Regions from separate parts of the Homo sapiens genome. Here region 1 is linked to region 2. A link is an interaction called in ENCODE POLR2A ChIA-PET data of the cell type or tissue named here. Cell type or tissue: HCT116. All regions are shown on one strand. Links, peaks and the distances in the headings refer to the core of each region. The heading gives the core; the rest is flanking DNA.

What was found. ChIA-PET counts read pairs that join two places held together with the same protein. Peaks named below come from ENCODE experiments on the same cell type or tissue, not always from the same donor. Only the 100,000 strongest peaks of a DNase experiment are listed, where the experiment ranks them.
Region 1: POLR2A ChIA-PET joins it to region 2 with 5 read pairs; 1 of 35 experiments calls an interaction of 5 or more read pairs at or near these places.

Annotation. Positions count from the first base shown.
Region 1 is chr12:45,433,713-45,445,466 of GRCh38, reverse strand. The region is part of intron 5 of LOC105369743 (a long non-coding RNA gene); the gene reads left to right. It also overlaps a transcript of ANO6 not described here and the pseudogene MESDP1. Among named protein-coding and RNA genes, the nearest start is that of ANO6, 220 kb to the right of the region's middle. RefSeq lists an enhancer at 10,879-11,754. In HCT116, for the core only: no CTCF peak of the experiment used is centred there; a DNase peak (open chromatin) is centred at 6,236.
Region 2 is chr12:45,267,752-45,280,379 of GRCh38, reverse strand. The region is part of intron 1 of ANO6 (anoctamin 6); the gene reads right to left. Among named protein-coding and RNA genes, the nearest start is that of ANO6, 58 kb to the right of the region's middle. In HCT116, for the core only: no CTCF peak of the experiment used is centred there; a DNase peak (open chromatin) is centred at 6,489; H3K4me3 peaks cover 531 bases; H3K27ac peaks cover 1,069 bases.

The DNA of each region.
Region 1 (11,754 bases), core at 5,235-7,734, 160 kb before region 2:
TTTTCCGCAGACCACCGTGGCTGCCCTGTTACAGGTCTTCTCTGCTATTTCCAGCTTGTCTTCATTGAAAGCCCAAGATTTTGGATCTCTTTTCTTCTTCTTTTCAATGTTGTCTTTATTTTTCTCTTTGCTTCCTTCCTTCTCCTTTGCCAGGGAACACCTGTCCCTCCAGAGGTGCGTCAGCACACTTGTCTTCACTGACAAGAGTTCTTGATCTCCCAGGCATATTTTCCATCATGAAGCATGAAGATAGTATGGTCTGATCCCACAATGAACCTCTGGACATTTCATTAGCATTGAAAAGACTGCCCTGACAGAGGCTCATGATTTCGTCTCTCTTTCTCAGTGGGGTTCCTGATACAGCGACAAACATATAAGAATCTTCCCTTCTTTCATCATTTTCAACGTGCTTTCAGGCTTGCCCAGGTTGATATATAAGAATTGATAGGTATTGAGGGTCTCTTGTGCTCTGGAAGATCTTTTTTTATGTCATCATCCTTCTCCCACTCTACCAGAAGACATGCCATGTCTATATCATTGTAATCATGAATATCTTCCTTCTTCTGAGGAAGTGAGAGAGCCTTACTGGGTGTTCTGGCTGGGCCCTTGGCTGCACAAGCCCCAGGTAGCTGCTGCTGCAGCAGCAGGCCAGAGGCATGAATTAGGACCATTTCCATGCACACCTAGCTGAAGGTTGCCATTTTCTCTTTCTTCATTTTGAGTATATATGTTTGTTTGCATCTACAAATTTCCCTATTAACACTGCTTTTGCTGCATCCCATGGATTTTGGTATGTTGTGTTTTCATTTTCATTTGTCTCAAGATATTTTCTAATTTCTCCTTTATTTTTTGACCCAATGGTTGTATAAGAGAGTATTGTTTAATTTCTACATATTTGTAAATTTTCCCATTTTTTTCTGCTATTGATTTCCAGTTTCATTCCATAGTGGTTGGAAGAGATAACTTGTATGATTTCAGTCTTTTTTAATTTATTTCATGCCCTAACATGTAGATTTTTCTGGATAATGTTCCAAATATACTTGAGAAAAAATGTGTTTTTTTTGCTTTGTTGGATAAAATATTCTATGTATGTCTGTTAGGTCCAATTGGTCTTTAATGTTGTTCAAGACCTCTGTGTCCTTATATTCTGTCTTATATGCTGTCTAGCTGTTCTATCATTAATAAAAGGTGGGGTATTAAAGTGTCTTACTATAATTATAGATCTTTTTCTCCTTTTTAATTCTGTCAATGTTTGCTTAATATATTTAGGACCTCTGAAGTTTGCTATATATGTTTATAATTGTTATATCTTCTAGATGAATCAACCCTTTTATCATTACATAATATCAACATTTGTGTCTTGTAACAGTTTTTGACTTAAAGCCTATTTTGTCTCATATTAGTTTAGCCATCCTTGCTTTCTTTGGTTATTATTTTTATAGTATATCTTTTTCCATCTTTCACTTTCAACCTAAGCATGTCCTTAGATCTAAAGTGAGTCTCCTGTAGATAGCATATAGTAGAATCATATTTTAAAAAATTTAATTGGCCAATCTATGTCTTTTGATTGGGAAGTTTAACCTATTTACATTTAAAGTTATTGCTGATAGGGCAAGACTCACTATTGGTAGTTTGTTATTTTCTTTCTGTGAGTATTATAGTTTTCTTTGTCCCTCATTCCTTCCTTCTTGCCTTCCTTTATGTTTAATTATTTTTGTAGTGACACATTTTTGATTACCTTCTCATTTTCCTTTGCATATATTCTATAGATATTTTCTTTCTGGTAACCATTATAACAATATTCTAAAATTATATAAATATTCTAAATTCTAACAATATTCTAAAATATTCTAAAATTATAACAATATTTTTAAACTGATACCAACTTAAGTTTCATATAAAAATATTACTCTTCTAGAGCTATGCCCCTTTATGTTATTAACATAACACATTACATTTTAATATATTGTGCAACTATTTTTTTTTTTTTTTTGAAATAGAGTCCCTCTCTCCTGCCCAGGCTGGAGTGGAGGGGCGAGATCTTGGCTCAGTGCAACCTGCACCTCCCAGGCTCAAGCAATCCTCCCACCTCAGCCTCCACAGCTAGCTGATGATGATGATGATGATGATGATGATGATGATGATGATGATGATTATTATTATTATTATTATTATTGTATTTAGAGACAGGGTTTCACCATGTTGCCCAGGCTGGTCTCAAACTCCTGGACGCAAGTGATCCACATGCCTTGGCTTCCCACAGTGCTGGGATTACAGGTGTGAGCCACTGTGCCCAGACCTATTGTGTAGCATTAATATAGATTTATTTTTTACGCTTTTGCTTTTATATCCTGTAAAGGAAGAAAAAGTGAAATTATAAACCAAAATTATAATACTGGTTTTGGTATTTGTTCATGTGTTTACCAAGGAACTTTATATTTTTATGCAGTTTTGAATTACTGTCTAGTATGCCTCTATTTAAACTTGAATAAATCACTGCAGCATTTCTTGTAGGGCAGATCTGGTGGAAATAAATTTCTTTATTTGCTTTTCTGGAAATTTCTTAATTTCTCTCATATTTTTTGAAGAATAGTTTTGTCAGATATAGAATTATTGGTGAAGTTCTTTTCTCTTTCAACACTTTAAATATATCATCCTACTGCCTTTTGGCTTGCATGGTTTCTGCTGAGAAATCTGATAGTCTTACTGAGTATCCCTTGTATGTGACAATTTGCTTTTTTCTTGCTACTTTCAAGAATCTCTTTTAAAAATTTTCTTTTAAAATTTTTGTGGGTACATAGTAGGTGTATATATATATATATATATATATATATATATATATATATATATGATATTTTGGGATATTTTGGTACAGGTATACAGTGTGTGATAATCACATCAGGGCAAAAGGGGGATCTGTCACTTCCAGCATTTATCCTTTGTGTTACAATCAAATTGTACTCTTTTAGTTACTTTTAAATGTACAATTATTGACTATAGCCACCCTATTGTGCTATCAAATACTAGGTCTTATTCATTCTAACTACTTTTTGTACCCATTAACCATCCCCATTTCTGCCCCAATTCCCTACCTCCCTTCCCAGCTTCTGGTAGTCATCCTTCAAGAATCAGTCTTTGTCTTTTGATAGCTTGATTATAATGTGTCTCAGTGTAGTTTTCTTTGGGTTTATTCTACTTGGAGCTTGTTCAGCTTCTTGTATTTGTATATCTATGTATTTCCTCAAATTTGGGAAGCTTTTGGCCATTATTTCTTCAAATAAACTCTCTACCCCTTTCTTTCTATTCTCCTGAGATTCCTTTAATGTATATTTTGGTTGGCTTGATGGTATCCCATAGTCCCTTAGGCTCCATTCACTTTCTTCTTTTTTCTTTTGCTACACAGACTTGATAATTTCCAATAACCTGTCTTCAGGTTTGCTGATTCTTTCTTCTTCCTGTTTTTATCTGCTGATGAACACTTCTAATATATTTTCTCAATTCAGTGTTTGTTTTGCAGTTCCAGAATTTGGTTATTAAAAAAATTTCTATTTGAACTTATTTGTGACAGTTGTTTTAAAGTCTTTGTCTAGTAAGTCCAAAGCCTGTATTTCTTTAGGGTTGGTTTTGGAAATTTCTTTTCCTTTGAATGAGTCATATTTCTGTTTCTCTGTATGACTTGTGATTTTGCTTTGGTTGAAAATTGGGCATTTGAAAAACGGCCACCTTTCCTAGTCTTTGCTGACTGTCTCTGTAAGGGAGATGGTATACCTTCTCATAAGGCCAGCATGAAGGCTTAAGTTGTTCTCAGATCTTTTGTCAGCAAACACATTCTCTGGGTCTGTTTGTATGCTTCCCTCCCACCCCAACCTCATTCTCCTATATATATAGCTGCTTTTAAATGTCTTAATTTCCTTAAGAATCTCATCCCTGCTTCTTCTCAGGGCCTGGAACTCTTGCATTATTCTTTCTGCAATCTCTTATCTCCAGATGTTCATGAGTCAGAAGTCCCCCTGCAGTCTTCACATGCCATGGCACCCACCACTGCCATCAATGTTTTCCAACCTGATATCCAAACGATGCTGGCATTTCTATCTGAACTCTGGGTTAGATTATATAGAAATCATTTCCATGGTCAGCCCACAGACAGGTCAGAATATTGCAAACAAGTTTCACACTTTTCCTTTCATCCTGCAAGAGGGAGCCAGAAAATGGGCCACTTCCTCCCAACAATGCCATGCCAGAGAGAAGGTAGGGCAAGGTTGAGCTAAAATGCCGCAATATTACTGCCATTTTGAGTATGGCTTTTTTTTTTTTTTTTTGATTGGACATTTACTTGTTTGCTGCAGATCTTTGGTCTCCAGGGCTCCTATAAAGCTATTTTAGTCATTAGTTGTTTACTAGATATTTCCTTGGAAGAATGAGAGTCTGGCCATGTGCAGTGGCTCACGCCTGCAATACCAGCACTTTGGGAGGCCGAGGCAGTCAGATCATCCGAGGTCAGGAGTTGGAGACCAGCCTGGCCAAAATGGTGAAACCCTGTCTCTACTAAAAATACAAAAAAAAAAATTAGCCAGGCATGGTGGTACATGCCTGTAATCCCAGCTACTCAGGAGGCTGAGACAGGAGAATTGCTTGAACCTGGGAGGTGGAGGTTCAGTGAGCTGAGATCGTGCCACTGCACTTCAGCCTGGGAGTGAGACTATGTCTCAAAAAATAAATAAATAAATAAATGGGAGCCTGGGACTTCCTGTTCTATCATCTTGCCGATGTCCTCAAGAAATATATTCTTAAGCACACACATGAAACCTTCACAAAAACAGATTATATGTCAGTTCAAAACTCATCTCAATAACTGTCAAAAAATCAGTATTAGAGTATACAGAAACTTTTCTTGCTTTAATGCATTTAAGGTTAGACTTGATAATATAAGGGCAGTCTTACAGATTTCAAATCACACAACAAAGCAACTTAGGTGAAAAAGAAATGAGGCTCAATTCAAGAGATCAAAACCATCCTGGCTAACATGGTGAAACTCCGCCTCTACTAAAAATACAAAAAAATTAGCCAGGCATGGTGGTGGGCGCCTGTAGTCCCAGCTACTTGGGAGGCTGAGACAGGAGAATGGCGTGAACCTGGGAGGCAGAGCTTGCATTGAGCTGAGATCACGCCACTGCACTCCAGCCTGGGTGACAGAGTAAGACTCTGTCTCAAAAAAAAGAAAAAAGAAAAAGAAATTAGGCTCAATTAAATTACCTTTTAAAAATTAAAATGGCATGAAGGCATTTCAGATTGAAAAGCAAAACAAGGGAGGATCTAAAATACTTTTAATAATAGCAACAACAAAAAACTATACATATAAAAGCTTGTGGGTTGCAGCTCAAATACGATTTAGAGGAAAATTAATGGTCTTAAATGCCAGTATTGGAATATTAATGAGCCAAACAATGCTACTCTATCTTGAGCACATGAAACAATGCTGGCCACATAATAGACACACAAATATTTGTTGAATGAATTATTGAATAAATCTAACTTAAGAAATTCGATACAGAAAAACACGGAGTTGGCCCCAAAGAAAGTAGAAGGAAAAAGAAAGTAACAGAAAAGAAAATAGATATTATTGAAATAGAAAATATATAATAGAGGGAGTCAATAAAGTCAGAAGTTAGTTGTTCCAAAAGTCTAATTTCATCGACAAACCTATAACACATACAGCAGTCAACTGGGAGGCGGAGGTTGCAGTGAGCCAAGATCATGCCACTGTGTCCCAGCCTGGGCAACAAAGCGAGATACTGTCTCAAAAAAAAAAAAAAAAAAAAGCAATTAAATCATATCTTGAATACTCTGGTAATTATTGTCTTCAGGTAAGCTGAATGAAAATGAGTGTTAGTATTTACCTTTGAGAATTTGTTTAAAGGTCCAAATTCAAATGCCCTCATGTCCAGACAGACTGCCTTTTACCATTCTCCCATGGACAAGGAGTAACAGGGCATCAATATCATGATAGCCTTGTTTGATTTGCCTCCTGCTTAGGTTTGTCTCCAACTGGGCAGACCAGATGGGAATTAGTTCATGAGAACCACACCGCAGATGAGTTTGGGAGTTTGCTCGATGCAGTGTTTTGATATGGGGATTGAGAAATTCAGAGTCCCAGATCCATTTCAATGGCCTTTTGCGTTGGCCTCTGTGTGACCTGTGATTAAGCGCTGGCATCAGCCCACTCTAGTAGGCTACTGTAACTGCATCCTGGACTGTGACTCACTTCAGTGGTGGGCTGGTGGCTGGAGAAGTAGCAGCATCTATACTCAAGACACACAGGTGACACTTCCTCATAGTCCTCACAGCTCACCATCAGGACTTCTGACTAGCCATTGTACCAAACCAAGCTTTACTCATCTTGATTTGGTGACTTGAGCAAGCAACTGTCATTCTTAACATTATGCTACTTTCCTGGATATACTTCCTACATCTTTTGGTTAGAAAATCTATTATCAGGACAGATGAGGCATTTATTCATTAATTCAACAAGTATTTATTGAACATCTCTTTTCCAAGTGTGCTATAAATACTGAATTAATACACAATATTCCCTGTTTGAAAGAAATATCTTTAATGGAATTACTCCCTGCATATGGCTTACAGGATCAATGTGGGTCATGTTTTTGCAGTGGGCCTCTAGATGACACCAGGATTTATAGTTCTGATCACTTTTTGCACACTAGTCACACTACTACAAGTTGAATATCCCTTATTTGATATCCTTGGGACCAGAAGTGTTAAAAATTACAGATTTTTTTGAATTTTGAAATATTTACATATACGTAATAGGATATCTTGGGGATGGGGCCCAGGTCTAAACACAAAATTTGTATTTCACATACAGCTGATACACATAGCCTGAAGGTAATTTTATTTTCTCTTGGGGATGCTGAACAAAGTGTGTTTTGGGTGCCTGCATTTTTACTGTGACCTGCCACATCAAGTCAGATGTGGAATTTTCCACTCATGGCATCACATTGGCACTCAAAAAGTTTCTGATTTTGGAGCATTTTGGATTTCAGATTTTTGGATTTGGGATGCTCAATCTGTATTGCTGATCACATGTCCTTTTCTGGGACTCCAGGATTTCCAGGAAAACAGCTTGGAATGAAATATATATGTGTGTATATATATCTTACACACACATACATACACACACACACACACACACACACATACACGCAAATATGTGCTGAATGTGGCAGGATACACAAAAGAAACCACAGCAGGCCTTATCACACTATGTAGCCCAGGATGGACAACTAGGAAATGAGGAAGACCAAGAGCTCAGTGGGCATTGGGCAGGATGAGGCAGCTTGCCTGAGCGGAAGCACCAGCGCAGACCCTGCATCAGAGACAGAGCTTTACTAGAGGTTGGCATTGACCAGAAAATGGATTTCACATGCATAGAGAGTGGAAAGACTGCGCTGGTCTTTTTTGCTACCCTCGTGCTTGAAGTTTTACTAGCCAACTTAAATGTAAATGCTATGATTAGCTCTGGTCCAAATTTTTATAAAGCAGTGGTTCTCAGAACAATTTTACACTCTTAAAAGTTTTGAGGTCGGGTGTGGTGGCTCATGCCTGTAATCCTAACACTTTGGGAGGCAAGGTGGGTGGATTGTCTGAGCTCAGAAATTTGAGACCAGCCTGGGCAACATGGTAAAACCCCGTCTCTACTAAAAATACAAAAAATTAGCTGGGCGTGGCATGTGCACCTGTAATCCCAGCTACTAGGGAGGCTGAGGCAGGAGAATTGCTAGAACCTGGGAGGCACAGGTTGCAATGAGCCGAGATTGCGCCGCTGCTCTCCAGCCTGGGCGACAGAGCGAGACTCTGTCTCTCAAAAAAAAAGTTATGAGAGCCCACAAAAACCTTTGTTTGTATGAATCATATGTATGAATATAGTAAATACTGTATTAGAATTAGAAATTACTGTATTAGAAATGAAAACAGAACATTAAAAAAAATTTAAAATAAGAATAAGCCCATTGCATGTAAAACATAAAATGTTGTAATGGAAAAGAATGTACTTTTCAAAATAATCTAGTGAGAAGAGTGGCATTGTTTTTTATTTTTAATGTCTGGCTTAACAGCAAGCGGCTAGATGCTCATACCTGCTCCTGCATTCAGTCTATGCCCATGTTCCATGTCATGGAGCCTCTGGAAACTCCACTCTATGCTCGTGAGAGAATGACAGTAAAAAGGCAAATCATGTCTTTGTGTTATTAGGAAAATAGTTTTGTGTTTGTGGACCTCCTGAAAAGGACTTAGACCCTCCCAGGGGAATCTAGACCACACTTTGAGAACACTGTTCTAGAATTTCATGGCTGACAAGGTGCTTTCAACATATGTCAACCCTTGTCTTTTCCACACAGGTTTCACTGAGGACAGAGGAAGGTTAAGGTATAACCCTGGGGCCTAGATGAAGCAGCTTACTGTAAGTGTGGAATTTCTTTTTTTTTGGACAGAGTTTCACTCTTGTTGCCCAGGCTGGAGTGCAATGGCGCAATTTCAGCTCACTGTAACCTCTGCCTCCCAGGTTCAAACAATTCTGCCTCAGCCTCCCTAGTAGCCGAGATTACAGGTGCCTGCCACCACACACGGCTAATTTTTTGTATTTTTAGTAGAAATAGGGTTTCACCATGTTGGCCAGGCTGGTCGTTAGCTCCTGACCTCAGATGATCCACCAGCCTCGGCCTCCCAAAGTGCTGGGATTACAGACGTGAGCCACCATGCCCAGCTGGAATTTATTTAAAGATTGTTATTTTATATTAAACATTCATTTGAATTTTGCATGCAATTTCAAAATATATCTGTGTTTGTTTTAATACGACCATTTCTCCTTTAATCATTGAAACATTCACCTCCAAGGGGATTACTCATGTTGATCCTGTGGTTTCTTATACACCCTGAATCCAGGGTGAGAAGCATAGACATTAGGGACTTCATAATGACGCCAAGTAGTGGAAACAAGCCCCATTGTTATGGATTAGGAAGTTAGAGCCTAGAGAGGTTAAATGCCTTTGTGGAAATAAAGATCAGCCAAATGAGAACAAGCAAAGCCTATTTATTCAGAGCTTGCTATAGCAAGGGAGTCAGCCACTGTCACTTGTGTTTTGACAGAGACTCAAAGGCAGGCAGAGGAGTAGGAAGGCTTCAGCTATGCCCTGATTGGTGGCTGCTGGCATGGGGAAGCTGTAGGCAGCTAAGCAGAAGTGGGCATTCTATGTTATGGTTAGGGGGGCATATTTGGCTTTCTCTGGTTGGTCCTAGGGTACAAGCAGGAACTGGAATTAGGGAAGCTGTTATTCATCAAGTCCTGGTCATACTGGGCCAATTGTTAGAGAGGTGTTGTTTAGGTTCCTGGTTTGTCACTAGACATAGCATTCTGACCTCCTACAAGTCTGACTTATAGTAGGCTGGCTTCCTGGGCTGATTGTAGATAAAGGGGTTAGTTTCCTGGGCAGGTTGCTGCAGGCTGAGGGTCAGTGATCTATTTTTATATAAGCTCTGGCCATTGTCCATTTGTATATTCAGTTTCTTAACTTGCTAAAATTTATGAAGCTGGCCAGTGGCAGATCCAGGACTTGAATCAAGGTCCTCTATTTCTAAATCTTATGTCTTTTCCCATATCATAGGCAGGCTGCCTTGAACCCAGGTAAAACCACCATCGATGCTGTCTTTGCCCCAGACCTTGCCTTCATTTTTTTTTTTCAGTGAGTTTGTGTTGTACTCTAAATGTACTTGTCCAGCCTAATTAAAACATGGTATGTTTTTGATGATGCCAACTATATTCTTAAGATACTTAGATCAGAAGATTAAAACCTTCAGTTTTTACCCCAAAGTTTCCTTTCCTTCTCATCATTTACAATATGCAGGGTAGGTGGGAAGGAAGGGGAGTACATTTGCCTCAGGCTCTGGTTCACAGATGACAAAGATGTGGCTTAGTTTGCATAGCATGGCTTGGTCAAAGAGTTCCTAAGAAAATGTTTGGAGGACTGATACAAAGATATGTTTGTAACAGACTGGCCATCCTGGCAGAAACTGGGCTGCACTGAGGGGTGGTTTGTGAGCAGGACACTGGTGTGCTCTCTCTTTTACTATTAGGTGCAGCAGCTAAAGTGGTGGAATTTATAGTAAGCAATTAGTTGCCCATGACTGGATATGTTAAGAAAGACAAGCTTTGGAAGACAATAATATTGTGGAATTATCCAGGCTGACAAACTGCCAAGGGTTGGAGCCCTGAATACAATAGGAAAACCCAGGGAAAAAGCTCTGAGGAGACATCCAGGGATCCATTCATTTTATAATAGAGAGTGCCATAATCAAGTATTAGGAATTACACTGTTCACATTGAACAGGTAATAGAGCTTCAAGAGATGATGTGGAAGAATATTGTCTGGGAAAAGTTCTGTTCTAGGCTTTCAGTGCAATTTCCTAGATTAAAACAAGGAAGGCAATGCAATGATTTATCCTCATGAAGGAGACTGAAGAAGAGGTCTCAAGAACGCATTAACCTGCCTCATTATTAATGAAGGGTGAGTGTTTATGTGATAGTTCTCTATGGGATCCCATGAGAGCTCCTGGTGTTGTATTTGCCCCACCACCACCAATGAAAAGAGCATTTAAACAATTTCCTGGGAGCTGCTCCTTACATATGTTTGCTTTTCAGTCTTTTAGGGAGCAATTGAAATGGAATATTTTTTCTTAGTTATACCCAGAGGTTTCCCACAGAGCAGAAATGAGGGACAGGGAGCCTTCTGTTAATTGTTGGAGTCTCCAGAGAGATTTCCCTTTGTTTAATTGTCTTTTATTTCCCTGGATTCTTTGCACTGCCTCCCTCCTTCCTCTTCTATCCCAGTCCTGGGAAAAGGGTTGCTGTAAGATTTTGATCTTGAAGCTAGAGCCCTGCAATGGTGAATATTGATTGTCCCAAAGGAACCAAAATACTTGAAGGTAAAATTTGATTTGATTTAAAGACAAAGTAGGGGAGAAAAAGCCCAGCGGTGTGGTCAGCCCGTGAATTTTGTTGCAGCCAGTGCTGTCGCTTGTTTCCAGGGCTGTAGCATGTTCTGTACCACAGAGCAGGCCTCTTACCTGCAGCTTCCTCTTAGGTGACTGACAGCGATTTATCACTCTGACTCACCTCAAGCGACAATGACAAGAAAGAAAGTAATGGCAGGGTATTTTGTAACATAAATGTGCTTATCCACCCTGAACGGTATTAGGAATCACAGTCTACTTGCTTGAGTTCCTGTGCGAAGTGGTTCTAATTAGAAGAACTAGGTTTGATTATGGCCAAGAACAGGTGAAATTATGAGAAATGAAGGGCAAGACCGATCTCAGGCGTATCTTCCAGTTGGTAAAGTGACAAAAATCAAATCATTCCAGCATTGTAAAGGATCCCATGTGCTGAACTGTTTTCGGGAATGAGGCAAGGGGTTTAAAGGGCTACCTGTCTTATCTTTGTTTTCTGCTGGGAAATGGAAATGCTATTAAGAGCATTTGTAAAATCTGTTTCATAACCAAAGGAAAACATCTCCCCAAATAAAATGAAATGGTCACAGCCACAGCAGGTTATTCTAGGATTTCCCCTTCATTTATGCTTGAATGCTCCATGGAATCCGAAGGCTCTGGGTGGGGTCAGTTCTCCTTCTCCCCTCAGGAATGCTGCAAGGCAGCCTCCCTATTGTGAGAACTGCTATCAAACTCCTT
Region 2 (12,628 bases), core at 4,977-7,476:
CACTGATCTCACAACCACATTTTCTCCTCAGTCATTGTACTGACCACAGCTGAGCACACTGGGTTACTGATCAAACTCGTCACTCAAAGTCACGGTGACATGCCATGTCCACTTTGTCTTTCCATCCAGCTGAGAAGCAGCAACTTAGAAAAGAGAAAAAAAATATACAGAGATGGGCGTATTATCTTTTCAAACATGGCTTTGATGGGAAGGACACATTTCCTGATGGGTGCTCCCAGGATGGCCATCCTTGCCAGAGGGCAAAAGGGGAAAAAATAGACCTCTATTATCTTTCCTGTTCTTCTGTTCAAAACTAACATTTTATCTGGCTATTGAGAACATGAATCCAAGTGTGCTTTGGAGCTGAACTGTTATCAGCTGAAAATAGCCCAGAGGAAAAAAAATCCACAATTTTTAACCTTTTAACAGCTCTTGTTCATGAAATGTGGGTTGCAATTTTACCTGACTTTGAAAATGTCAGAATTACTGAGACTGACTAAAAAATACAAGGAGAAACTTAACTTCACATTTCTTCAACTGGCTGCCACAACTCTGTTTCCTATTCCGGTGTTCAGTTACATACAATTATCTCAACTTCTTGGAAATAAATCTATGCGTAAAAAGAGATCTTAAAATCATTTTTAATTCCTTAGTCTTATGGAACAGAAATAATGACAAGGCAGGATGCCCAGGATTAAAGAGTTTGTAGCAAATGTGGGAATGGAACCCAAGTGTCCTAAACACTGACCCAGGGGCTTTCCACGTACTCGCCCCATAATGTAACAAAAGAATTACGGTGAAATGGGGACTCAGAGGTCACACAGAAATTTGTTTCAGAAGTGTGATCAAATGCCTTGTAAACAATTAAAAACTCATGTCGGTGAAACTTTATTTAAAGATGGAAGACTGAATATATGCATTTAGCTCTGCCCCCTCCTCAAGTACTACCAGAACATAAACCAATAAAGACAAAGAAAATAGAGGAGGAGAGACAGTAACACAATTTGGGGAGACATTGTGTTAGGCAAGTGCAACTACTTAGCCAATTGGAGAAAGCTAAATACTAAAATAGGAAAGCCTCGAAGCAATTTCATTTAAATTATAAGCCCTCAAGAGGCTGGCAGCACAGGCTCCTCTGGAAGTGGGACTGAAGGTAGGGCAGGAGAATGGTCGTAAGTCTGTTTATTGAGGAGTTGGACCTCCAGATTCCCTTCCTCAAGGCTTAAAGACAAGTGGTTGCCTCCCAACCCCACCCTACCTAGGAAAAGACTTGAAAGGTATTCTCTGGAAAGAGTGAACAGAGGCTCTTCAGACAAGAGGATACTAGGCACAGTTGAGGATGGGGATCCCATACTGAAAAGACAGATTACACAAAAGATTACTGCTGAATGTTGAGACTCCTAGACTTCTACTTAGCTTTCTGACTAGCTGTATTTTCTCTTGGTCTGATTAACTTGGAGGGGTGGGTGGAGGGACGGCCTAAAATTACTAACAGAGTTTCCTAAACAAACAGCCAAACAGGTCACCCTAAAGTGAAGTGCATAATTGCCAAATGCCATCCACTACTACAGAACTTCCAGCCATCTTTCTAGACAGCTACTCAAAAATTAGAAGGGACAAGACTTCCCAGACACTGAGAGGGCATCTAACAGAGAAACAGCAAAGCAACTTGGTGAAGAGGGAGAAATCACATGAAAAAGACGCTTAAAACAAACAACAAAAAACTCTTGCATCATCAGAGATTGAGAAAAGTGCATCCATGAAATAAGGACAAGATGTTACCAAAGGGAGAGAGGGAGAAAGAGAGAAATAGTCAAAGAATAAAAAAAAGAGCTTTTGGAAATTAAAATGATACAGAAGGCTTGAAAGATAAAATTCAGGAAATGTTCAATAAAGTTAAGCAAAAAGAGGTGAAAAATAGGAAACATGGAAAATTGGAGAACCAATTCAGGATAGCCAATATCCAAATAACAGACGTATTCATGGATTAGACAAAATGGAAGGCAAGTAACTGTCAAAGAAATTTCCCCAAATTGAAAAGGATTAGGAATTAAAGAACACCTTTCTCCCACGACTGAAAACAAACTGAAGGACACTTTTTTCCTTTAAAAAATGGAGTTGGGGGTTGGGCACGGTGGCTCACACCTGTAATCCCAGCACTCTGGGGGCTAAGGTGGGGAGGATCACTTAAGGCCTAGAGTTCCAGACCAGCCTGGGCAACACAGAGAGACCCTGTCTCTACAAAAAAATTTAAAAATTAGCCAGGTGTGGTGCATGCATATAGTCTTAGCTACGAGGTGGAGGGTGGTTTGAGCGGGGAGGATAGCTTGAGCTAGGAGTTTGAGGGTGGAATGAGCTATGATTGTGCCACCTACTCCAGCCTGGGCAACAGAGCAAGACCCTATCTCTAAAAAATACATATAATAATTTTTTTAACTTAAAAAAATGAATTGGGTGGGGCTTGCCATAGTGAAAGGGTCTCCTGAGTTTCCACCATACTAATCATTATGGAATTTCTAAGTACTGCGTTCAAAGAAAAAAATCCACAAAATTCCAGAGCGGAAAAGTTTTTCATACAAAGGATCATAAGTCAGAATGGCAGGAACTTTTCAAGAGCAACTCCTGAAAGTAGAAGGCTTCAAAATTCTGAGAGCAGATAATTTCCACCTTTGAATTATATACTTAGTCAAGCTGTCAACTGAAAGCCAGAGAAAAATACAAGCATTGTCAGACCCGCAAGTTTAAAAAAAAATTACCTGCCTTTAACCCTTTCTACATAAGACACTGAGAAATATGCTCCATCAAAATAAAATAGTAAACCAACAAAAAATAAGACATAAATGTAGGGCTCCAATACAAGTTCTCAGGATGGTGGTGAAAAGGAATCCCTCACTCGGCTGAGGTCTAAAGACCAACCTGGGCAGCGTGGAGGAGATCAGAAGGCTGTGGGAGGAATCTCCCCCAAAGGATGAATTTGACAGGATTCCATGCATGGCTGATTACACTGAGAGGAGATTTACAATTGGGTAAAAGTGTGAGGTTGAATTATTCATAACTATATGAAAAACTAATAATATCAGTATCTGCTGTACAGTCTCCAGAGGAAAAGTAATCAAACTATATTATATAGCTCATCTGTGGAAAGTATTACATAGTTATAATAAAGTAAACACTGCATACTGATCTTACCAAAATTATAACACAATTACAATTGAGGGAATGGGGTTGGGAAAGTTTGTGAGAGAAGGGAAGGGGGCTGGAGTAGGTGAAAAAGAGCTAAATACTTCTGCATCAATAGATAATGCCTAAAACTGAAAAATAGATAAATTATAATTTAATTATGTTAACCAGAGATATAGAGGTAATTACTAAAAGAATCAGCTACAGTTAAAAATCCTGGCCTCTGGGGAACAGCGAACAGAAAAGGTGATGCAGCTGGTTTTCATAACAAAACCTGCAACATTATTTAATTTTTGAGTTATGTAAACATTCTAACTAATTATGTAAAACTTTGACTAAAATAAAAACTTTTCATTTCTCCCCCAATTAAAAAAGGCGGGGAGCTCATGGCATGAACACATATAAACGTAAGAATCACTGTTCTGGCACCTACTATATGCCAGGCACGTGCTAGATGCAGAAGATAAAACAGAAAATGTCCCTTTTTAGGAAGCTTATATTCCACAATAAAAACTAAATATAAGTACTTTTAAAATAACTGACTCTGCTTGGAGATATGAAGGAAATAAACAAGTTGATATAGCAGAGATTAAGAGATGGAAGTATTTCGGGTAGGGTGGGTCACAGGAGCCTCCCTGAGGGGTGATATTTGAGACATGAAGTATGAGGAGTTGGCTATGCAGGGCTAAAAAAAAGAGCATGCAAGGAAAAAGAAAAAACAAGACCATAGTTCTGAAGCAGAAAGTATCTTGGTGTGCTCAAAGATATGATCAAAGATCGGTGTGACTGCAGGGCAGTGAAGACATGAGAGGCTGGGGAACAAGTGAGGTAAACACTGACAGGTAAACAATGGGATGGCACCACACCATCACAGAGCATACTTCTGTGGCAGGAGTGGAAACGACAGACCCAGTCATTAGACTAATGTTGAAGTCCAGGTGACGAAGCTGGCCTAAGATGATAGTAGTGGAGACAGAGAAGATACTCAAAATCATTTTGAAGGTAGAAGTACTGGGGGGAGAGGAAGGACAATAGAAGAGAAACCAAGGATGATATACAGGTTTCTGACTTTGTAAATTGGAAGGATGGTGGTACCATTTACTGAGATGGTGAAGACACAGAGCGCAGAGGCAGGATGGGGTAGATGGGACATGGAAGCAAATCAAGAGTTCCTCCCTGAACATGAGACATCCATCCAGGAGTGCTGTCAAGGAGGGAGGAGGGTACGGCGTCTAGAACTCAGAAGAGCTCAGTGTTGGAGATATACACCTTGGAGAGTCAGCAAATTAATGGTATTTAAAGCCCCTGAAATAGATGAGCATGTAGACAGAAGAGGTATGGCTTAAACCATAGCATGAAGAATTCTCAACATTCCCAGGAGGCCAAGTAATGAAGGAAATGCCAGTAGAGGATCAAGAAATGGCCAGTAGGGAAGGGGGAAGGCCAAGTTAGAAGGTAATTTCAAGAAGGCAATAGAAAACTGCTTAAAGCCACTCAGAGATCCAGTAAGATAGAAACGTATCCATTGGAAGCAGCAACACACAGATCTTGAATGACTCTGCCACAATCAATTTCAGAAGAGTGATGGGAAAAGACACCATACGTAACAGATTGAAAAATAAATGAGTAATGAAGAAGCTGTAGTACATGTAGGCAACATTTTAGAAGTTTTGCTTTAAAAGGAGACAGACAGGCCGGGCATGGTGGCTCATGCCTGTAATCCCAGCACTTTGGGAGGTCGAGGCGTGTGGATCATGAGGTCAGGAGTTCGAGACCAGCCTGGCCAATGTGGTGAAACCCCATCTCTACTAAAAATACAAAAATTAGCCAGGTGTGGGGGCGGGTGCCTGTAATCCCAGCTACTTGGGAGGCTGAGGCAGGGAACTGCTTGAACCCAGGAGTCAGAGGTTGCAGTGAGCCGAGATGGCGCTACTGCACTCCAGCCTGGGCGACAGAGCAAGATTCCATCTCAAAAAATAAACATAAAAAAATAAATAAAAGGAGACAGAGAAACAGGGTAAGAGATGGAGACGGATCTAAGGGTCTAGAGAAAGGTGTTTGATTCTTTAGTATTTTTAACACAGGGATTCCAGAGCATTAATTTACTAACTCCTTCAGTCATACAACTTATCGAGCACCAGGATCAATGTCCTTACAGAGCTTACAATCTACTGGGATAGAGACAACAAACAAATGTACATATACTAATTTCAGTTGGAGATAAATGTTTTGAAGACAAAGCAGGTTAAGAGGATACAGAGTAACAGTGACATTTTAGATAGATAAGTCAGGGGTGACAGCTCTGAGTAGGTGACATTCAAGTGAGAACTGAAGGAAGTGCAGCAGCAAGCATCCTAGATGAGAAAGGAGTTGGGAGGTGACAGAGGGTGGAGAGGATGATGAGGATAGTGGCCAGGCAAGGAGTGACATGTCAAGGGACAGGTGTGGCTAGAGCACAGTTAAGAGACACGCAGAGCAGGAAGAGAAGAGGATGGAGAGGTAGCAGAGGCCTTACAGTACATGGCCAAGAGTTTGAATTTTATACTGTTTGTAGAGAAGCCACTACAGACAGTATAAAGGTGTAAAAGAGAAGGATCACTGTGACTGTTCTATGAACTCAGACCAAGAGGTGCATGAATGGTGGCAGGAAGCGACTACAGGAGTCCTTGCAAAACTTAGTAGTGGCCTGGGCTCCGATTTAGGTGTGGGCGCAGGGGATGTTGGGTGCTTGAATTTGAGAATACGAGGTGTCACAGAAAGGCAGGAATCAAGGATGACTTCAGCTTTGGGGCCTGAGTGACTAGGTGGTATCACTGCATAGGTTAAAACAATGGAGGAAGTATAGACTCACGAAACAAATCAAGAATTTGGTTTTGGAAATGTTAAGTTCAACTCATCTACTAAACAACTAAGTGAAGAAGTAAAGCCGACAGCTGTAAAGCAAGGGAGAGATAAGGAGTGGACATAAGTATGTGGAAGTCATCCACATACAGATGGCATTCAGGGCCTTGCAAATGAATGAGATCACCTAAGGAGTGGAGATGGGGAAGAGGGTCAGGGCACTAAGCCCTGGGTGCTCCAAAGTTTAGGGGCCAGAAGAAGAGAAGGATCCAGCAGGAGAGATTGGGAAAGAACAAGTGAGCAGTGAGCAGAATCAAGATAAAGTAGCATCATGAAGCCAAGTAAAAAAAGAATTTCAGGAAGCAGGGAGTGGTCAGTTGTGCCCCGTGCTGCTGAGATAAGCATGAGCTCCAAGAGAAAGTTCTGGGAGGCTCTGTGACTCATGATGAATGAACAATCCTCTGTGATAACATTCCTTACCCATAAGTGTATTCAGACCACTTAGTAACCCTCAGTTCATTTAGAACACTATGCCTCTGTTTCCAAGGAAGCCTCACCCCATGGCAAGCCTCCTTCAGGATTCTCCCAGGAAGCAACAGAAGAGATCCCTGTGCCTGTGAAATAGAAATGGCTCTAATGGGGAGGCGTAAATAGGAAGCAGACCAAGGCTCACAGCAAAGAACCCAATTTGTTGGAGCAGAACAGAACCATTCTACAAATTCCTACATTTTTCTAACTCACAGCATGTGAGAAGAAAATCAATAGCAATCAAGTTTTATCATTCCCATTTTACCAATGAGGAAACTAAGGCACAAAGAGGTTAAGTGACTTGCCCAAAATCACACAGCTAGTAGGTAGGAAAGCCAAGATTCTCAAACCTAGGAATCAAACGAAAAGAGCAAATTATCAACTATTTTGCTTGGCTGCCTTCCCCAAATCAAATGTGTAGTTTCTGGGAGTCAGATCACAAAATTCTATCTGACTATATGACTTTTGATCAAAATTGGCCATCCTTTCTTCCATTTTAAAATATTTAATTGACAAAGATTGAATATATTCAAGGTGTACAATGTGATTTGATATACACTGTGTAACAATTACCACAATCAAATTAACACACTCCATCACCATTCATACTGTACATTAGATCCCCAGAACTTAGTCCTCTTTAACTTAAACTCTGTACCCTTTGACCAACATGTCTCATTTCCCCCAGCCCCCCGGCAATCACTGTTCTATTCTCTGGTTTTATGACTGTTTTAGATTTCACATGTAAGTGAGGTCAAACAGTATTTGTCTTTCTGTGTCTGGCTTATTTCACTTAGCATAACATCTCCCAGGTTCATCCATGTTGTCACAAATGGCAGGATTTCCTTCTTTTTTAAGGCTGAATAACATTCCACTGTATATATGGACCAAAATTTCTTTATCCATTCATCCATCAATGGATACTTAGGTTGTTTCCATATCTTGACTATTGTGAATTATGCTGCAATGAACACAAAAGTGTGAATGTCTCTTCAAGATACTAAGATCATTCCCTTTGGGTATATACTCAGAAGTGGGACTGCAGGATCATGTGGTAGTTCTATTTTTGATTTTTGTTTTTAGAATCTTCATACTGTTTTCCATAATGGTTATGCAATTTATATTCCCAATGGTTTACAAGGATTCCCTTTTTTCCATACCACTGCCAACACTTTTTCTCATCAACTTATTTGTGTTTATTAAGAACTCTAAGGGAAGCTAAAGCCAGCCCTCTTCCACCAGCATGGTAAACGCTCATAGTTAATAATGTCTCTTCTGGAGAATTCTCTCTTCTTATGACATGAGAGGCCATATTCAGTGTAAAAACACAAGGACATCAGACTTACTTGGATTTAAATTTTGGCTCCTCTCTCTAGTGAACAGGTAAATGTAAAAATCTGGTCAGAATAAATCCTAATTTGCAGGGTAGTTATAAAAGTTTGATGACAGGACATAGATGAAAACACTGAAAATGCAGTCTTACATATTTAAAAAACCCTTTTTTCTCTCCTGACCCTTCTCTTCACTTCCAGAATGCACTGCTGAGCCTCTGAAGTTTGTGTGATAGAAGTTGGTTACTCATTAGTAGTTTTTGTTAAATTTTTCACCTACATAGCAGCAAAAAAAAAAGAAAAGAAAAAAAAACCCAAAAAGGTGGTTCTTCAAATCTTCATGTTTTATCTTCACAAAAAATTTGCATCTTTAAACAATAAAAGTTATTTAATATAAAAACGTTTTATATTTACCTCCAACTAAATTGATTTGCTTTATCTTGAAAGTTTCAAGAATATTTGTTTTAGGAAGATTTTCCATGATATATGGTGACTTTACTTCCACACTGCCACATTACCATTTGCTCTCCAATATGAAGGCTCTTAAAAATAATGCATGAAAGTATGAAGACTTAGGATTTCAAAGAGGTTCTTCACATTTCAATTATTATTCTGTCCTGTTTGCACCATCTTAACATCTTGGGGTCTACTCTACAACGAGGCCCAGTTTGCAGTTTTAGTTCCAAAAAATTTTAACTATGTATTTTTCACCCAAGAAAATTATTACTTTTCAGCATCTCAGCAGTGAGCTTCCTGGCCACTTGTAGGCTAAGCAGATACTAGCTGTGATCTTGCTTTTACAGAAAAGTCTCTGGTACAGCTACAAGGGTAAATGTAAATAGTGCAAATCTGAAAATACTTTTCCAGTAAAAATAGAACATTGGCCAAGGATGATCCTAAGTACACTGCAATGACAGAAGATAGAGTTTTTAAAAATCATTTGAAAAGACAAAACATATTAATCCAAAGAAGCCAAAGGATTTAATTCAGCTATACTAACAGAATGTGGCTGCTTTAAAATATTATAGATTGGTGCAAAAGTAATTGTACTTTTTGCTATTAAAAGTAATGACAATTACTTTTACTTTTGCATCAAATAATCAGTCCTTAAAATGTATTTTTATAAATAGCATCATTTACTTTTGCACCAAATAATAATTCAGTCCTTAAAATGTATATTTATAAAATAGCATCATTTACTTCAGACAACTTTTTGTTGTTAGGTAATGCCACAATACTCCCTTTTGTTATGCCATATACATTTGTATGTTATTCGAAGGTCCCTGGATGTTGTACATAGCTTGAGTAACATGTAAGGTCACTGAAATCTTGTTTTCATTATTTTGTCATCAAAATATCCTTGCCAAACATTTTTTGCTAAAACTCTCTCTCCTGGAAGGCAGGGTGGGAAGTCCTTCTTGCTTTTAAGATCCTGGCCCATAGTACAGTGAGCCATAGACAGGTAAGAAATAACTTTTGCAGCCGGGCATGGTGGCCCACACCTGTAATCCCCACACTTTGGGAGGCCGAGGTGGGTGGATCACTTGAGGTCAGGAGTTCAAGACCAGCCAGGTCAACATAGCAAAACCCTGTCTCTACTAAAAATACAAAAATTAGCTGGGTGTGGTGGCATGCACCTGTAATTCCAGCTACTTGGGAAGCAGAGGTTGCAGTGAGCTGAGATTGCACCACTGCACTCCAGCATGGGTGACGGAGTGAGACTGTCTCAAAAAAAAAATAACTTTTGCTTTCTGAAGTTCTTTTCTGAAGCATGCATATAGGAATGGATTATTTTCAGCAATCCATGTGGACTGAGGAATAAAAAGTTACAGAACTTCAATTCAACAAATATTATCTGAAACCCCACTACTGTTACAGAAATAACAGGAAAGACAGGCCTGTTCTCCCGGAACTGACAGTCGGAGGGGAAAAAGAAGGAAGGATGCTGTTCAAATACAAAGGAAGGGGATCTTACCCAGGCTGGATGGGAGGTGAGTATGAGGAGTCAGAAAAGGCCTCCTGGAGGCAGGAACATCACCTGAAGGATGAGGAGGCATCAATAAATACAACAGGCCAATATAAGGGATGGTGTTAGGCTGCAGACAGAGCAGGAGGCGGCATCAGACCTGCCTCTGTAACAACAAGGACCTGACCTCGTACAAGCCATTTGACCATTTTTGCTCTCATTTTCCTTATCTATAACATGGGATGGCTAAGATGTCAGTTAACCTTAACTCTTGCTGTGCATCAAAATCACCTGAGCACCTTCTAAAAAGAATGGCTCCTTCCTCTGAAAGGTCGTTTCAGGTGGTGGGACCTCAGTGCTTCTTTCATGAGCTCTCCAGATGATGCTAATCTGCAGCCAGGGCTGAGAACCACTGGATGAGATGAGCTCTCAGGACCCTGACATCTCAGGTCTGTGGTTCACTACCCCTGGTGCACAATAACATCTTCTGGGAGCTTTTAGAAATCCCAGTGGAGGCTGCATTCCAATAATTAAACCAGATCTCTGGAGGTGGCCTCAGGCATCAGTAATTTCAAAGTTCCCAGAATGATGCCAAGCTACAACCAAGGTTGACAACTACTGTTCTGGGCCCTCTTAATACTTCAGTTCCCTATTATGGTCAATGAAGGATGGGAAAATTAAAAAGAAAACTACATTGAATTAACAAGAAAACTAAATGCCAAAGGCCACCGAAGGATCTTAAACGGGACTGTACCACACATGGCTGTGTGCATCAACCAGTGGGAAATGCCCAATCCAAAATGCTCTCAGGTCTAAATTTAAGATTCAATGGAATACTTCTATAAAATGGCTCCACGGTGTGTTCTCTGCAATACTTAGTTAGAAATTGATTTGCATGGTTGACTGTAATATGAACATTACATTCCCTACCCCCGAGGTTACTTAAATCCACTTATTAGGCAATGGTGAACTAAACAAACAGTAATTAGAAACACTCCAGACTACCTTTTAAATCTGTTGCTAAATTATGTTTTTCCTGCACCAAAGCCCATACACACAGCATGTCCACAAGCATCACAAAACCAAAGCCTCAGAAATATTTACACTAATAAGGGCATAAGCTACCTCTGGGCCTTCACACTGGATTCTGCAGGGAAGTAAGGGCTGCCTTAGAAGAAGACTATTCATTACTGTTATTTCTCACATCTGGGTAAATAAAGCACTGCCCCCATGTGGTTAGAAATCCCAGGTGAAAATGAACTCTCCAGGGGTCTGGAAATGAAGAATACCTCTGATAGACTGTCTCATTTCCTGAAATGAGTCAGAAATGAAAGTAATTCCTCAGAAAAGAACATCTGCACTATGGCACAGCTTATAAAATAATGCCAGATGATACCTGTGGCTAAGAAGCTGGCCCCAGAGAAGAAGGGAGGGCCTGGGAACAGCACCAGAGCCTCTGCATTGCACTTAATCTCAAGGCTGCCGCTGTTAGCTTGGAGGGTCTGCAAATCCAATGAGCGGCCAGGCGTCCTGGTCTCCACCATAAATCTTGATTAGCAGTAAGACTGCTCACATTCCATTAGAGAGCTGGCCCCTTGCCAATGGGTGGAAGCAGCCAGAAAGGATGCATGTGCTGCCCTGAGCACGGAAATAGCAATTCTTACAAGAAAAATTGTTTTCCTTAGCTAAAAATAGTCTATGCCCGTTAATGATCCAGACAGACCTTTCTTCCTGGGGAGGACTATGACCTAATGTTGCCAAGGAAAGCCCTTTCCCTTCCTATTATTGCAGGAAGAAGAGGTATTGGCATGTGGTCAGGTACTGGAGGACAGGAAAGAATGAAATGCCTTTCACAACAACTCTTGTAAAGACCAATAAACAGGAAGGTGAAAAACAAAGATGGTTTTCACCAAGATCAGAGCCCAGTTATTCTTCTTAGGTAGCTCTTCATTATTTTTTTCATCCTGGTTAAGTATGTATGTATGTATTTTATTTATTTATTTATTTAATTTTTGAGACAGGGTCTCACTCTGTCACCCAGACTGGAATGCAGCGGTGCAATTTCAGCTCACTGCAACCTCCACCTACCAGGTCCAAGCAATTCTCCTGCCTCAGGCTCTCGAGTAGCTGGGATTACAGGCATGTACCACCACACCTGGCTAATTTTTGTATTTTTGTAGAGATGGGGTTTCACCATGTTGGCCAGGCTGGTCTTGGAATCCTAACCTCAAGTGATCTGCCTGCCTTGGCTTCCCAAAGTGCTGGGATTACAGGCATGAGCCACTGTGCCCAGACCTGGGTTTGTAAAAGGAATCCAGCACTACTGTTTGTAATGGAGTAGTGGGGGAACTGGAAACAATCTACACGCCTGTTAATAGGTGATTAGGTAAATTATAGTACATACACAATGGAATACTATGTAGTTATTTAAAAGCCTAATCTGTGTGCAGATATAGAGATATCTGTACTCTCTCTGACACACTAATACATTAAAAAATGCACCTGGCCTTTTTAAACATTTGTGTAAATGATTTTAAAGAAGTTTCCTAAAATAGGAGAGGGTTGGGAGAGAGAGTTATTTTTCTTTTATACCCTTCAATACAGTTTTGACTTATCTTTTCATATACCTGTACCCTTCCCCTTTTAATAATAGGCACTAAATAAGTGGAGGGCTATTTCCGGTTTCTTCTTTATGCTAGCCTCTTCATACATAATTTACAACAAGTAAGTGCTATTTTTTTTGAGATGGGAGTCTTGCTCTGTTGCCCAGACTGGAGCACAC